2 separate regions of the Homo sapiens genome follow, and region 2 is linked to region 1. The links are chromatin contacts, found by Hi-C or POLR2A ChIA-PET in ENCODE. All regions are on one chromosome and are shown on one strand. The core of a region is the stretch at or near the end of the contact, and the rest is flanking DNA. Distances in the headings are between cores, read along the strand shown. Region 1 overlaps ICA1 (islet cell autoantigen 1). Region 2 overlaps UMAD1 (UBAP1-MVB12-associated (UMA) domain containing 1).

Evidence for each region. Hi-C counts contacts between places; a loop is a spot of excess contacts on that map. ChIA-PET counts read pairs that join two places held with the same protein, here RNA polymerase II (POLR2A). Pooled maps may share reads with other maps.
Region 2: a pooled map shows a loop between it and region 1 (4-fold over the local background). The contact joins two enhancer-like sites. A Hi-C loop is called at or near these places in 1 of 168 maps with a recorded cell type or tissue (natural killer cell), 11 of 37 single-sample maps with no recorded cell type and 6 of 50 pooled maps. POLR2A ChIA-PET finds 5 or more read pairs at or near these places in 3 of 52 experiments (GM12878, activated CD4-positive, alpha-beta T cell and activated CD4-positive, alpha-beta memory T cell).

What each region holds. Positions count from the first base shown.
Region 1 is chr7:8,133,029-8,135,728 of GRCh38, reverse strand. All of the region lies in intron 12 of ICA1 (islet cell autoantigen 1), which reads left to right. Among named protein-coding and RNA genes, the nearest start is that of ICA1, 130 kb to the left of the region's middle. RefSeq lists an enhancer at 1,176-1,305 and a silencer at 2,016-2,065. Within about 2 kb of position 1,353, at least 5 of the 41 ENCODE cell types and tissues checked have a DNase peak (open chromatin) inside an H3K27ac peak, as active enhancers do.
Region 2 is chr7:7,828,971-7,831,670 of GRCh38, reverse strand. The region is part of intron 3 of UMAD1 (UBAP1-MVB12-associated (UMA) domain containing 1); the gene reads right to left. Among named protein-coding and RNA genes, the nearest start is that of RPA3, 110 kb to the right of the region's middle. Within about 2 kb of position 1,335, at least 3 of the 41 ENCODE cell types and tissues checked have a DNase peak (open chromatin) inside an H3K27ac peak, as active enhancers do.

The DNA of each region.
Region 1 (2,700 bases), core at 104-2,603:
GTTACTACTTCTAGACTTGTGATTCTAAATTGTGGTCACATGTCAGAATAATAGCTCATTCAGTAGGTACCATAGGTGTGGGTGAAAACTTTTAGCCCACAGCAGTCATACATGTTTACCTCTGAGTTCCTCCTGAGTCACTCAGAATTGTCTCCTGCAGTTGTCCATATATTACTGACTAGGGATCTGACTGCTTCCTCGCATACGAAGTGGCAAGTTCTAAAAAGCGCCTTCTCTTTTCTCATGAACTTTCCCTCCTCTCTGTCTTCCTCAGCATCCTGGGATGTACTGCTGGCTTTGGTACATTTTTTTTTTTAACCAAATACTGTTCTTAGCTGATCATCCTGTAGCCTGTAGTGCTCTCTATAGATTTACCCTTATAAAGATTTCTATAAAGATTCTGGCCGGGCGCGGTGGCTCACACTTGTAATCCCAGCACTTTGGGAGGACAAGATGGGCGGATCACTTGAGGTCAAGAGTTCGAGACCAGCCTTGCCAACATAATGAAACCCTGTCTCTACTAAAAATCCAAAAATTAGCCAGGCCTGGTGATGGGCATCTGTAATCCCAGCTACTCTGGAGGCTGAGGCAGAAGAATCGCTTGAACCCGGGAGGCGGAGGTTGCAGTGAACCGAGATTGCACCACTGCACTCCAGTCTAGGCAACAGAGTAACACTCTGTCTCAAAAAAAAATAAAAAAAATTCTATAAAGAGTCTATAAATATTTATCCCTGCCCTAGGTTTTATGTTTTTCAGTAAGATTACTTGTCTTCTAACATCTACTGGTGAAATGGAGTAGCAAGCTTAGGGATCATGAACAAGAATTTTTTTTTTTTAGTGCCTACTCAGGGTCCAGTGCTGTTGGTTTGTTGTTTGTTTTTTGTTTTGTTTTGTTTTTCAGGGAGTAGGAGTTGTTTTTCCTCTCTCTGTTCTTATTATAATCTATATCATTTTTCATCAGAGCGAAGTTCTTAGAAGCAGTGTTCTTGAGTTCCAAACAAGTACAGTTTGTTATAATATAGAATATGTTTTTCTTGTTAGCCATTTTCGTAAGGTGTTTTCCTCCCTATCTTCCCCCTACTCTCTTTGGGCGATGTGAGGATAGTGTTGGTGTTTGGGGTTTTTCATCTGTACTGCAAGCGTGTGGCCTTTACGATTAGTCATAATGTCCAGAGTGGGGACGAGGGAGAAAACCAGAGAGATGGAGTCTTCCTGTTTCACACGCAGATGAAGGTAAATTAAGTGACATTTATCTGCCAGCTTTTCTGTGCTCTCGTTTTCGGTCTATGTAGTTATGTTTCCTTCCATCTTCTGTGTTCTAATTTATGCTGAGGTCATGAAACTCAGTATGAGTTCAAAAATACCACCTGAGTGAGCTGTCACCAATTTCCCACACCGTGTCTAAACTTAAAAGAGCTTCCTCTCTATGTGAGTTTTCACACAGATATTGCTCATTGGTTCAGGATCAGTTCTCCTAGGGAATGTTCTCCCAGGGGCATAGGGTTTTTATTTTTGAAAACTTGGGCAGTACAGGGCAAACATGCTGAATGGATCTGTCATCTCAGCCTTTCTGCCACGGTGCCTGCATGGTGCCTGGCTGCCAGTGGAGCCATCTGACCTTAGAAACCCTCAACACTTTACAAAAGCTTAAATATTAATTTATACATGAGATCCTTAATAGGTTCTGAAGTAAAAGCAGAGTGCTACAGTGAGAAAACACCTTGACTGTGAGTTGGGGTCCCTAGCAAGATTGTCTGTAACTAATAAATTTTGTGTCATTGGGTAGGTTATTTAACCTGGGTCTTTTTCCTTATCTGTAAAGTGAGTTAGAGGAGATGATCTCTAAGATTCCTATTGGTTGCAAAAAAAAAAAAAAAAAAAAGTATGATTTTTCTCACTGGGACAAATCATCAGGTTCCCAGAATATGTTTGAGCAATGGCAAGTAGAGAAGTTTTGCCAAATTGAATGAAGGCTTTCCAGATGGCTATATTGATGGGTAGCTGAAAGGGCTGCATTCGTGCTTGACTGCAGACATCCTGAATACCACTAGACAGAGTGTTACTTTAGCCAGTAGTCAGGGAGCCACTGAAGGCCTTTGAGTAAATGAGTAATCTCACAGCCAGCCTGTCTAACTTTGCTTTCTGTTGCTTATAAAACAGAATACTGGCACCTGGATAATTTATAAGGAAAAGGGCTCATGCCTGTAATCCTAGCACTTTGGGAGATCAAGGCAGGAGGATCACTTGAGACCAAGAGGGCAACAAAGTAAAACCCTATCTCTACAAAAGTTTTAAAAGTTAGCCAGGCATGGTGGCATGTGCCTGTAGTCCCAGCTACTCAGAAGGCATTCAAGCCTGGAGTGCTATGGTTGCACCACTGCACTCCAGCCTGGATGACAGAGTGAGACTCTATAAAGAAAAAACAAGAAAAGAAAAGAAAGAAATGGAATTTATTTCTTAGAGTTATAGGGGCTAAAATGTCCAATTCTGAGGGGACACATCTGGTGAGGGCCTTTTTTGCTGAGTCCTAAGGCGGCTTAGGGCATCACATAGTGAGGGGGCCGAATGTGCTCCCTCAGGTCTCTGTTCCTCTTCTTATAGAAGCTACCAATCCCACTCCCATGATAATCCATTAATTCATTAATCCATGAATGGGTTAACCCATTTGTGAGGGCAGAGCCCTCATGACCCAATCACCTC
Region 2 (2,700 bases), core at 86-2,585, 300 kb after region 1:
ATTGTCAAAAAGCCACAAAGGGAATCAGGGCTCCCAGTTCCGGGCTCTCAACGCTGACTCAAGTCACCAGGGAGGTTCAATGGGGAGCTTGGTTCACGTAATCAACAAAAAAGAGCCTAAAAACAACACAAAACTAAGTAATCCAATTTCAGAAGAGTAAAAAGTGGCCTGTGATTTAGAGGCCACTTTGACTTCTTTCATTGACTTCTTTCATTGAAAGGTACCCAGAAAGACAGGCTCCAGAATGGAGCTAACAAATAGAACTTCTTTGTTCCTTAGTTTGATTTTATGATCAAGTATTTCAGATAATTTTTTAAGAGTACAGAGAATTGATATGATGCATCACCAATGAATGGTACTTCCAAAAATATATAACAAGAATAAATTTCTGTAAGATATAGATACTTAGAATATCCTGGCGACAGCAACTTTTAAGATAAGGACATGCTGAACACAAAAATATGGGTTAGAGGCTAAAACAGAGTAAAACTAATGTCACCTTAACTGTAACTCTTGAGGATTTACATCAAATTAATAGTCAGGAGAATCCAATTAATACTAGCCAAGAATATCTAACTTCATACAAATAATTTTCCTTATAAATGCATAAGTATATCATTAGTATTTGTTGTAATATTATCTTCTTTAAGAATCAGAGAAATACAAGCATTGATTTTTATCAATAAAATACATATTTTAAGGACTGGTATATTTTTTATAATTAAAAAATATTCTTGTAGCCACATGAGGAAATGTTTGGGTGATTGGCTTATTCATAAAAACTAATAACAAATTTTTCTATGCAGATACTTAAAAAGATGGGAAGATATAAACAGGCTTCAATTTACATTCACTTCACTTATCCAGTACTGAAAGATACAAGATCGGCAAGTAAAGATTCATAGAACTTAGTCTATGTGTTTATTTATATTGACTCAAAACCCTACTGTATCTCTTCTTACAAAGGTTCTGAGGCAATATCTGACATTAGAATAAAGAAAACCATTGAAATAGAAAGTCTGGGACAAGGAAAATGAACCAAAACATGCTGAAGGTAAGAATCAGTATGACTGTGGTTTCCACACTTTGAAGTTGGCTCACAGTTTTTGGGCACCCAGAGCAAAGAAGAAAAACACGCATGTTAAAAGAAAGAAAAGAAACGAAAAAGGGAAAAGAAAGAGAAAGATACAAAAGAGAGAAACCAAAACATATAATTTTTTACCTAATAGAGGTAAAAAATCAATATAGTATGAACGTGCTTCAAGCAGAGAATGAACTTCTGATGGGAGAACCTGGAAAGGCTCCAGGGCAAACAGTCACATTCTAGGCTGGAAATGAAGGGCAGGGCTAACCTCCAGAGCAGCTGCTACAAAAAAGGTATTCCACACTCAATCTTTAGCAAGCAGACAGAGAGCCGTGTGATTACAACGCATGTTTAGGAAATGGCAAGTTGATTCCAGCACAACGTACAAGGTAGACACAGTCCTAGCAGGGGCTTGGCCAGACCTGCAGGTCCACTGGCAAATGCCTCTTAAGGAACAAATAACATAGTAGATTTTTGAGGGAGAGGTGGGAAAATAATATAACTTTTCTTTTTTAAAGTAGAAAACTCTAGTGCTGTGTAAAGAATAGACCAGAAAGGCAAAAGTCAGAAGGAAGAAGGTTTGTCGGAAGACTCTGTAGTAAATCCAATGAGGGAAGATAAGGGCCTGATCTCTGGTCCTGGCACAGGAAAGGTAAAGGAGAGGACAGGTAGGAGACTCTCTGACAGCTCCTAGTGAATATAATTAAATGTGAGGAAAGAGATGAGTCAGTCACACATGACTTGAGGGTGCCTTGCCTCTTAATCCTATGTGACCAAGGAGATCCAGAAGCTGATACTACATGCTTTTTCTAATGTTTTACTAGGTTTGGTGACAACAAAATTAACATATACCTTTGTGTCATAATATTTTCCATCAAGGAAAGTATACAAAATTGTTTTGTAAAATGCTCGTTCATTACATTTAAAATCATGTCAGAATATGAAACGTATGTTTCTTTAAAATAAAAATATAAAGTGCTATTTCAGCCAGATTCATTATATGAGACCTAAAGCACTGTGGCTATAGTTCTAGCTCAGGTTTCAGCACATTCCTTTTTTTGTCCATTTATATTTACGAAAAGGAAAATGGGCTTTAACTTTTTATCCAGGGATTTATATGATTTGCACTAAGTGTCTTATTATCTACCTCCCACATTGCCAGGGATAACACAAAACTATGATCAAAGTAGATGCTTAAAAATTACATGCTGAATGAATAAATTCAAGAATTAAAGTCAAACAGAAATCACCTGTTCCCCAAACTTGTAGAGAGTTATTGCTCTTAGCACTGGACTAGCTGTTCAGTGCAGGTATGCAAGTGATTGCTGCTGCTCATTCAGTAACAATTTAAAATGTTCATCAGGAAAGATCTATTTCCTAAATAATTTATCCTTATCACCAAATTTGTTGTTATGAAAAATTGCTAGACGCCCTATACAAGGCCAAGTCCTTATTAATGCCAGTGGTAAGAACTGCTAGAAAAAGAACATTGACAAGAAAATGTTTGGGAGCTATTACAACACACTTACATTTCCTTAGACAGTGACATGACTATATGATCAATATTATATAGACATGTTATCCCTTATAATAGTGTTCCATGTTTGCATTTTGAG